2 separate regions of the Homo sapiens genome follow, and region 1 is linked to region 2. The links are chromatin loops, found by intact Hi-C in ENCODE. Cell type or tissue: PC-3. All regions are shown on one strand. Links, peaks and the distances in the headings refer to the core of each region. The heading gives the core; the rest is flanking DNA.

Region 1 (5,389 bases), core at 120-5,119, 54 kb after region 2:
CCCATATATATACTCATGGCTATAAATATTTCTGTATATAGCTATCTGTTTATAGTCACGTGCCACATGGTGATATTTTGGTTGACAGGCCACATATACAATGTTGGGCTCATAAGATTATAATACTTTATTTTTACTGTGCCTTTTCTGTGTTTAGATACACAAATACCATGGTGTTATAGTTGCCTACAGTATTCAGTACAGTCACATGCTGTACAGGTTTGTAGGCTAGGAGAAATAGGCTCTACCATACAGCCTAGGTGTGTAGTAGGCTACACCATCTAGATTTGTGTAAGGACACCCTATGATGTTTGCATAACAAAATGGTAAAAGTGTAACAAACACATCTCAGAACGTATCCCTGTTGCTAAGCAACACATGACTATGTTAATATTAAGCTAGGCCGGGTGCAGTGGCTCACACCTGTAATCCCAGCACTTCGGGAGGCTGAGGCGGGCAGATCACCTGAGGTTGGGAGTTCGAGACCAGCCTGACCAACATGGAAAAACCCCATCTCTACCAAAAATACAAAATTAGCTGGGCGTGGTGGCAGACGCCTGTAATCCCAGCTACTTGGGGGGCTGAGGCAGGAAAATCGCTTGAACCTGGTGAGCTGAGATTGCGCTATTGCACTCCAGCCTCGGCAACAAGAGCGAAACTCCATCTCGGAAAAAAAAAATTAAGCTAAATATGATTTCATACTTAGCTTAAAGTCTCCTACTCTAATCCATTTTTGTATGGGTCATTTTAGCCTGCCCCTCTTATCTGTAACCTCTCTCTCTGATAGTGAGAAACCTGGCTCCCACCATCCCCTATCCATTTACTTAGGTCAATTCCAGTATGCATGCATAATGGTTTGCTTGAGAACTGATAAGCTATACACCCTTATGACAAACTACGTGCCCATCTAGAGGAAACAGTAGCTATCAAGTTCAGTAGGACGCTAGGTTGGGCAGATGGGTCCACTTGTGAGGACAAATTCTATTGTGAAAAACTTTTCCCCAGAGCTTTTTCAGTTATGTGTGATTAGCCAGAGCCTCTAGTCTAGGTGGGGTACTGGGGATCGGAGAGAAGGTACCCTGGATTGACAAAGTATAGAGTAGCCTTTGTGAGACCTGGGGTGGGGTGGAAGAACTTGGCCCCTCATCAGTGGAGCTGTGGGCTCCAATGACCCCTCTTACTTCTCTATGGAGAAGGTTTTCTGTGAGATAGTACTTCATGTTCGAAACACCTGAGCCTTCAACATTCTAGTGGACTGAAGCTTGGGGTTTTGTTTTGTTTTTATTTTTTAATTTTTATTTTTGGTGGGGATAGATAGGTTGTTTGAGGAAGGCTATCAGCTCAGTATATCTTTGAGTGGCTTTGACAGATTTCCCTTTTGTGGAGTTACATTCATGACACTGTCTAAAGGGCCATGACCATTTCAGGAGAGAATTTCAGTATTATTTTGTTTCATACAAAGACAGTTAAATTTTAAAATCTTTGTTTTGTTATCGTTGCTTTTTACAGACAGGGCCTCACTCTGTCGCCCATGCTAGAGAGCAATACACACTCACTGTAACCTCAAACTCCTAGCCTCCAGCGATCCTCCTTCCTCAGCCTTCCAAGTAATTGGGACTACAGGCGTGCACCACCATGCCGGGCTAATAAAAATAATTTTTAACATTTATTTTTAATTGACAAATAATCTTTGTATGTATTTATAGGGTACAATGTGTGTAGTAAGATTCATTCAAGCTAATTAACATATCCATTATCTCACAAACTTATTTTGTTGTAGTGAGAATTGTAAAAGTCTATTAGCAATTTTAAAATATACAATACATTATTATTAATTGTGGTCACCATGCAGTGCAATAGGTTGCTAAAACTTAATTCCTCCTGTCTAACTGAAACTTTGTGTTCTTTAATCAACACTTTCCCTTTCCCCATACTTCTCCCTCCCCTCAGCCTCTGGTTAGCTACCTTTCTACTATTTCTGTCAGATCAACTTTTTTAGATTCCACATCTAAGTGAGATCATACAATATTTGTATTTCTGTGCATGGCTTATTTCACTTAGCATAATGTCCTTCAGTTCCATCCACATTGTCATGAGTGACAGAATTTCCTTCTTTTTAAAGGATGTATAGTACTCCATTTATATATGTACCACATTTTCTTTATCCATTCATTTGTTAATGGACACTTAGGTTGCTTCCATACCTTTGATAGTGTAAGTAAAACCAAAATGAACATGGGAGTACAGATATCTCTTTAAAATCGTGATTTCAATTCCTTTGGATATTAATACACACACAGAACTGGGACTGATTTCTGAATTATATGATAATTTCATTTTTTGTTTTTTTGAGGAACCTCCATACCATTCTCCAAAATGGCTATACTAATTTACATTCCTAACAACTTGTGCAAGTGTTCCCTTTTCTCCATATCCTCACCAACAAATATCATTTGTCTTCTTCATAATAGCCATTCTAACAGATGTAAGATGACATCACATTTTTGTTTGTTTTTGTTTTTGTTTTGTTTTGTTTGGAGATGGTGTCTTGCTCTATCACCAGGCTGGAGTGCAGTGGCGCGATCTCAGCTCACTGCAACCTCTGCATCTCTGGTTCGAGAGATTCTCCTGCCTCAGCCTCCCGAGTAGCTGGGACTACAGGCACATGCTACCGCGCCCAGCTAATTTTTGTATTTTTAGTAGAGACGGGGTTTCACCATGTTGGCCAGGATGGTCTCAATCTCTTGACCTCGTGAACTGCCTGCCTTGGCCTCCCAAAGTGCTGGGATTACAAGCATGAGCCACTGTGCCCAGCCCACATTTTGGTTTTAATTTGTGTTTCCCTGATGATTAGAGATATTGAGCATTTTTTCATATACCCGTTGACCATTCATATCTCTTCTTTTGAGAAGCTCCTTTGCCTTTGCCCATTTTTAACTGGGTTATTTGTTTTCTTGCTATTGAGTTGAGTTCCTTATATATTTTGGATATTAACCCCTTTTCAGATGTATGGTTTGCAAATATTTTCTCCTAATCCATGGGTTGTCTTTTTACTCTGTTTCCTTTGCTGTGCAGAAACTTTTTAGTTTTATTCAGTCTCATTTGTCTACTTTCACTTTTGTTGCCTGTGCTTTTGGAGTCTTATCTAGGAAATGGTTGCCCAGACTAACGTTGTGCAACTTTTTCCCTGTGTTTTTTTCTAGTAGCTTTGCAGTTTCAGGTCTTGCATTTAAGTCTTTTATTCATTTTGAGTTAATTTTTGTATATGGTATGAGATAGGGGTCCAGTTTCATTCTTCCACATGTGCATATCCAGTTTCTCTACATCATTTACTGAAGAGACTGTCCTTGTTGGAGATCAATTAACTGTAAATATTTGAGTTTATTTTGGTGCTTTCTATCCTGTTCCATTAGTTCATGTGTCTGTTTTTATGCCAGTACCATGCTGTTTTGATTACAATAGCTTTATAATATATTTTGAAATCAAGAAGTGTGATGCCTCCAGCTTTGTGCATTTTGCTCAAGATTGCTTTGGCTATTGGGGGTCATTTCTGGTTCCATACAAATTTTAGGATTTTTTTCCATTTCTGTGAAAAATGACATTGGAATTTTGATAAAAATTACATCGTATCTGTAGATCACTTTGGTCAGTATAGACATTTTAACAATATTCTTCTAATACATGAACATGGGATATATTTTCATTTGTGTTTTTCATTTTTCATCATTGTTTTATGGTTTTCAAGGTACAGGTTAGGAGGTACGGGTCTTTTACCTCCTTGGTTAAGTTTGCTACTCAGTATTTTCTTTTTTGATGTTATTATAAATGGGATTGTTTCTTTTTTTCAGACAGTTCATTGTTCAAATATAGAAATGCTATTGATTTTTGTATGTTGATTTTGTAACCTGCTACTTTACTAAATTTGTTTATCAGTTCTCATAGTTTTCTGGTGGAGTCTTTTTTTTTTTTTTTTGAGACAGAGTCTCGCTCTGTCGCCCAGGCTGGAGTGCAGTGGCGCGATCTCGGCTTACTGCAAGCACTGCCTCCTGGGTTCATGCCATTCTCCTGCCTTAGCCTCCTGAGCAGCTGGAACTACAGGCACCCGCCACCATGCCCAGCTAATTTTTTGTTTTTGTATTTTTAGTAGAGACGGGTTTTCACCGTGTTAGCCAGGATGGTCTCGATCTCCTGCCCTCGTGATCTGCCCGCCTCGGCCTCCCAAAGTGCTGGGATTACAGGCGTGAGCCACCACGCCCGGCCCTGGTGGAGTCTTTAGGCTTTTCTACACATAAGATCATGTCATTTGCAAAGAGAGACAATTTACCTTCTTCCTTTCCTACAGAGAGGCCTTTTATTTCTTGTTCTTGCCTAACTGCTCTGGATATAACTTATTCTGTTGAATAGGAGTAGTGAGAGTGGGCATTGTTGTCTTGTTCCTGATCTTAAAGGAAAAGCTTTTAACTCTTCACTATTGAATGAATCAAATGATTTTTTCTGCATCTATTGAGATGAATAGCTGGGATTACAGGCATGCACCACCACACCCAGCTAATTTTTGTAGTTTTTGATAGAGACAGAGTTTCACCATGTTGGCCAGGCTGGTACCAAACTCCTGACCTCAAGTGATCTACCCACCTTGGCCTGGCCTCCCACAGTGCTAGGATAACAGGCGTGAGCCACTGCACCTGGCCGTCTCAAGATATTTTTAAATTTTCCTTTTAATTTCTTCTTTGACCTGTTGATTGTTTAATTTCCACATATTTGTGAGTGTTCCAAGATTTCTTCTGTTGTTTATTTCTAGTTTCTGGCTATTTTGGTCAGAAAAGATACTTGATATGATTTCAGTCTTCTTAAATTTGTAAAGACTTGTTTTGTGGCCTAACATATGATCTATCCTGGAGAATGTTTCGTGTGCACTTGAGAAGAGTGTGTATTTTGTTGCTGTTGGTTGGAATGTTCTGTAAATATCTGTTAGGTTCATTTGGTCTAAAGTGTAGTTCAAGTCCAATATTTCCTTATTGATTTTCTGTCTAGATGATCTGTTCAATGTTGAAAGTAAGGTATTGAAGTGTTCTACTATTATTGCATTGCAGTCTCTCTCTCTCTTTAGATTTATTAATATTTGCTCTATATATTTAGGTGCTTCAATGTTGGGTGTGCATATATTTACAATTGTTATACTTTCTTAATGAATTGACCCCTTTAGCATATAATGACCTTCTTTGTCTCTTTTTACAGTTTTTGACTTTAAAAGTCTATTTTTCTTTTTTTTACTTTTATGTTCAGTTCAGGGATACATGTGCAGGTTTGTTATAAAGGTAAACTTGTATCATGGGGGTTTGTTGTACAGATTACTTCCTCACCTAGGTAATAAGCCTAGCACCCATTG
Region 2 (5,389 bases), core at 291-5,290:
GCCAGCCTGCCTTTCTCCTGGCTGCCCTTACCAGTGCTGTGGCTTCAGCTAATTGTGTCCATTCCCTCTCTCTCAAGGTGGGGGCGGGGGTGTGGGGAGAGGACCAGACAGGAATGGGTGCACCTGAATCCCCCACTCCCACTTCAACCAGTGTTGTTTTTTGTTTGTTGGTTTGTTTTTTGAAAGCAAGTTTATTTTTATTTTATTTATATTATTATTTTTTGAGACAGAGTTTTGCTCTTGTCACCCAGGCTGGAGTGCAATGGCGCAATCTCGACTCACTGCAACCTCCGCCTCCCGGGTTCAAATGATTCTCCTGCCTCAGCCTCCTGAGGAGCCGGGATTACAGGCGCCTGCCACCTCGCCCAGCTAATTTTTGTATTTTCAGTAGAGACGGGGTTTCACCATGTTGGCCAGGCTGGTCTTGAACTCCTGACCTCAGGTGATCCACCTGTCATGGCCTCACAAAGTGCTGGGATTACAGGCGTGAGCCACTGTGCCCAGCCTGAAAGCAAGTTTATTTATTTATTTATTTATTTATTTATTTATTTTGAGACGGAGTCTCGCTCTCGCCCAGTCTGGAGTGCAGTGGTGCGATCTCGGCTCACTGCAAACTCCGCCTCCCGGGTTCATGCCATTCTCCTGCCTCAGCCTCCCGAGTAGCTGGGACTACAGGCGCCCACCTCCACGCCCAGCTAATTTTTTTGTATTTTTAGTAGAGACGGGGTTTCACCGTGTTAGCCAGGATGGTCTCGATCTCCTGACCTTGTGATCCGCCCGCCTCGGCCTCCCAAAGTGCTGGGATTACAGGCGTGAGCCACCGCGCCCGGCTAGCAAGTTTATTAAGAAAGTAAAAGAATGAAAGAATGGCTACTCCATAGGCAGAACAACTCCACTTCAACCAGTTTTGAGCTTTGTTTTTATTAGTTTTCTACCTCGGGCTTCTCACAAGATGTCAGAACGTTCTGCTGCTTTACAGCAGAAATATCTTTGAAAACTGCTGTAGTTGAATCCTATAGATATGACACCCCTGTTCAGTGAACATCTGTGTAGAGGAGAAGCTAGAAAACATCTAGCTGTCATTGTTAGGTGGTTGTATTTGGGATTATTTTCTAAATTAGAGGTGATACTCTCCACAGGAAGTATTACTGCAGTGTGGAATTTATTTCCACCAAAATAGTGCCCAGGCACAGCCGGGGCTCATTTTGACCTTCTACTTTTGTTTTTTTTTTTTTATTGCTGCTTCAACTAGCCTGGGATGGTGGAACTATATTGGGTATTTCTTTCAGCCTAAGGGCAATGTGGGGGAAAAAAAACTGAGATGTGAATGGCACTTGAGATACTAAGGAAACCCATGGGCTAACCCCAGGGAGGCCAGAGGACAAAGAAGCCCTTTGATGAAGCTCATACCGGTCAGTGGCCTGGGACACAGAGAGTGGATCTGAAGGGCAGATGGCAGGCAGCAGGCCTTATCCTGAATGAGCAGCCAGGACCCGTGTGGGGGCACTGTGGGTGAAACAGAGCAGGGTAAAACATGCACCTGCCCTCAAGGAGATTAAAGTCCAGACAGACCTGGAAGCAACTATACATAGTCACATGTATCTTAAAAGACACACAAGGATTCCATTATTGCTGTAGTGCTATCTGCCAAGAGGACACTTGCCCCCTTTCTCCCAGGTTGAAGGCCGTTGCTGTCGCCTATTGCTGCATAATGAACCTCCACACATTAGTGGCTTGAAACAACTGTTTACTATGCTCTTAGACTCCATAGGTTGGGAATTAGGATAATGCAGCAAGGATGGCTGTCTCTGCTCTACTGTATCTAGGACCTCAGCTAGGAGGACTCAAATGGCTGGGGGCTAGAATCATCTGGAGGTTTTTTTTTACTCACATGTCATAAAGGATGGGCTTAGCTGGGGCTGTCCACTGGAACACCCAAATGTGGCCTCTCTGGTTTGAGCTTCCTTATAGCAAGGCAACTGTATTTGAACTTCTTACATAGCCCCTTCAGGTTCTAAGCATGAACATTCCAGTAGACAAGGTAGAAAACAGATGGGCTTAGAAACCTTTTAAAAATTGTGGTAAAATACACATAACATTTACCATTTTAACCATTTTAAGGCACACAGTTCAGTGGCATTAAATACTTTTTTTGTGTGATCATCATCATTCCCCCTCCCCTAACCCCTGGCACTGGCTCATCTGCTTCCTATCTGGATTTGCCCATTCTGGACATTTCATAGCAACGGAATCAGGTAGTATTTGTCCTTTTGTGACTGGCTTATTTCACTTAGCATGATATTTTCTGAGTTCCTGCCTGTTGTAGCGTGGATCAGTACTCCATTTCTTCTTATGGTTGAATAGTATTCTATTGTACGGGTAGACCATGTTTTGCTTGTCCAGCCATCAGCTGATGGACATTTGGGTTGTTTCCACCCTTTGGCTATTGTGAGTAGTGCTGCTGTGGACATTTGTGCACAAGTCTTTGTTTGAACAACTGTTTTCAGTTCTTTGGGATATATGCCTAGATCATGGTCTTTTATGACTTGGCCCCAGAAGTTACCAGCGTGACTTTCATTGAATTCCATAGGTTATGAGTCAGTTGAGGGTAGTCTGGATTCAAAGTGAGAACATATATCCTACCTCTTAAGGGAAGAGTGTCAAAGAATTCTTAGCCATCATTTAAAACTGCCGCACAAATCTCACATTTCTGGGTCCTGCTGAAATATTGCTCCCTCCCTGGAGCGTATCCCAGTTCTCCTAGCTGGGAGTAACTACTTGTAGCTCTATTGTGATGGCGACTTCTCTCACCTCTCTAGTTCTTTATGAAATAATCACCATGAGGTATATTTGTTAGTGTCCAGTTAGTAGCCTAGCTCCGTGTGTGCCTCTTCATTTTCTGTTCCTTCCTGTGACGCCATGCTGCTGTCCTCAGCGGTCGGGTTCTCTCTCTCTGAGCGGGGGATGGATCAGCTGATTCTGAGAGCCCTTCAGCACTGATGTTCTGTGGGCTCCAAGTGATCTTATTTGTACAGGCTTTCTCCGTGAGGGAGGCCTCCTTCTGACAGCACAGTGCCTACTGTGTAGCCTTGGAGGAGCTTGCTGAGTGTAGGTCTCAAGGAGTTTGGATTAACCCTCAAGGTGGGGCAGCCTGGGGATTTGCCCTTCTTCACCTGGAAGAAGAGTCCCTGGGGGTTGAGCTTTATTTTTTTATTTTATTTATTTATTTATTTATTTATTTATTTATTTATTTCTGGAGACGGAGTTTTGCTCTTGTCACCCAGGCTGAAGTGCAGTGGCGCACTCTCAGCTCGCTGCAACCTCCGCCTCCCGGGCTCAAGCAATTCTCCTGCCTCAGCCTCCTGAGTAGCTGCGATTACAGGCATGCGCCACCATGCCTGGCTAATTTTTGTATTAATAGTAGAGACACGGTTTCACCATATTGGCCAGGCTGATCTCCAACTCCTGACCTCAGTTGATCCACCCACCTTGGCCTCCCAAAGTGGTGGGATCACAGGCGTGAGCCACCACACCTGGCCTTCATTGTTTTTTTTTTTTTTTGACAGAGTCTCACTCTGTCACCTAAGTTAGAGTGCGGTGGCACCATCATGGCTCAATGCTGCCTCAAGCCCTGGGCTCAGGGGATCTTCCCACGTCAGCCTCCCACATAGCTGGGACCACAAACATGTGATACCATACCCAACTAATTTTTTAATTTATTTGTAGAGACAGAATCTCAAACTCCTGGGCTCAAGTGATCCTCCCGCCTCAGCCTCTCAAAGTGTTGGGATTACAAGCATGAGCCATGGTGCTTGGCCTGAGCACTCTCCTAGATAGACTATTGAGCAGAGTTTTTCAACCATGGCACTGCTGACCTTTGGACCAGATAATTGTTCTGCAAGGGATAAGGCGGGTGGGTGTCCTGTGTGTTGGAGGATGTTTAGCAGCATCCTTGGCTTCTGCCCACTAGATGCGGGTAGTACACCCCTCCCTAGTCTTGTCAACCAAAAATAACTCCAGACATTGCCGAGTGTCCCCTAGGGGGTGGGGGGTGGCGAATCACCCCTTGTTGAGAACCACGACTGTAAAGACGGATACAGCCATGCCTTGCTTAACAATGGAGAGATGTTCTGAGAAATGTCATGTGATCTCATTGTGTGAACGTCATGGAGTGTACTTACGTAAGCATAGATGGTATAGCCTACTACATGCCCCTAGGCTACAAACCTGTACAGCAATGTGACTGTACTGAATACTGTAGGCAGTTGTAATACAAAGGCAAGCATTCATGCATCTAAACATAGAAAAGGTAATGTGTTGTGCTACCATGTTATGATGGCTACCATGTCACTAAGTGATAAGAATAACTAGGGTCCCAGTTACAATCTTATGGTACCACCATCGTATATGCAGCCCATCATTTGGCTGAAATATATTGCTATGTGGCCACATGACTATATATTCTTTGAAATATCGCTCTGTTTTCAGTATTGTTCACGAGTCACTAAAGTTTTCTGCCATCGTCACATTGCCCAGGACAGACATGTTGGAATAAGTCAGGTCTCAGCCAGTCTTGTGCATTGGTATCAGCTCAGACAGTTCTATTTTTTTCTTCTCTACAGGGCAAGTTCTAAGCTCAGGCAACTCTAGGAACATACCTTAGACTCCTTGATGAGCTTTCAGGTCACCCTAGTGAGACCATATGCATCACCAATCTGTGTAGTTAGTTATTTTCTGCATAGATTTCCACAGATGGCTCGTCTCATCTCTTTTATGTTCACCCTTATTAGTTTCCATTTTAGATGGTGACCTTGTCTTTTTTAATGCATTTAATGATTTTCTGCGAACCAGTGAAAAAGAATAAACAGCAAAATGAGCCAAAAATTTGACCAGGCAATTCATATAGGTAGAAATCAAATTGCACAATAAACATATAAAAAGATGATCAGCCTCATTAGTAATCGGAGAGATGCAAATTAAACTATAATAAGATAACATTATATACCCTCCGGTAGACTAAAAATTGTAATAAAGTCTGACATACCAAATGTGTACACAATTACAAGAGTAATACATACTCTTCGTAGTAAACGTGGGAAATGTGGAGAAGTGTAGAGAAGACACAAACCTCGTTACCTAGGGATAACCACTGTTAGCATGTTAGAATACAGTATGCCAATAATTTTTTCCATGCTGAAATATGTATTTCACATTATTGGCATCAAACTGTATATAGTTTTCACCTGTATTGTGAAATATAACAGATATAGAAAAACATGAAAAGCCTATATGTAAAGTTTTTGTTGTTGTTGTTGTTGTTTTTTTGTTGTTGTTGTTTTTTTGTAGAAGTGGAGTCTCACTGTGTTTCCCAGGCTTGTCTGAATTCCTG

What was found. Peaks named below come from ENCODE experiments on the same cell type or tissue, not always from the same donor. Only the 100,000 strongest peaks of a DNase experiment are listed, where the experiment ranks them.
Region 1: a loop joins it to region 2, with 2.1 times the contacts of the local background. A loop is called at or near these places in 7 of 110 quality-filtered maps.

Annotation. Positions count from the first base shown.
Region 1 is chrX:150,831,639-150,837,027 of GRCh38, reverse strand. The region is part of intron 1 of CD99L2 (CD99 molecule like 2); the gene reads left to right. Among named protein-coding and RNA genes, the nearest start is that of CD99L2, 64 kb to the left of the region's middle. In PC-3, for the core only: no CTCF peak of the experiment used is centred there; no DNase peak of the experiment used is centred there.
Region 2 is chrX:150,885,314-150,890,702 of GRCh38, reverse strand. All of the region lies in intron 1 of CD99L2 (CD99 molecule like 2), which reads left to right. Among named protein-coding and RNA genes, the nearest start is that of CD99L2, 11 kb to the left of the region's middle. RefSeq lists an enhancer at 1-394. In PC-3, for the core only: no CTCF peak of the experiment used is centred there; a DNase peak (open chromatin) is centred at 2,562; H3K27ac peaks cover 1,021 bases.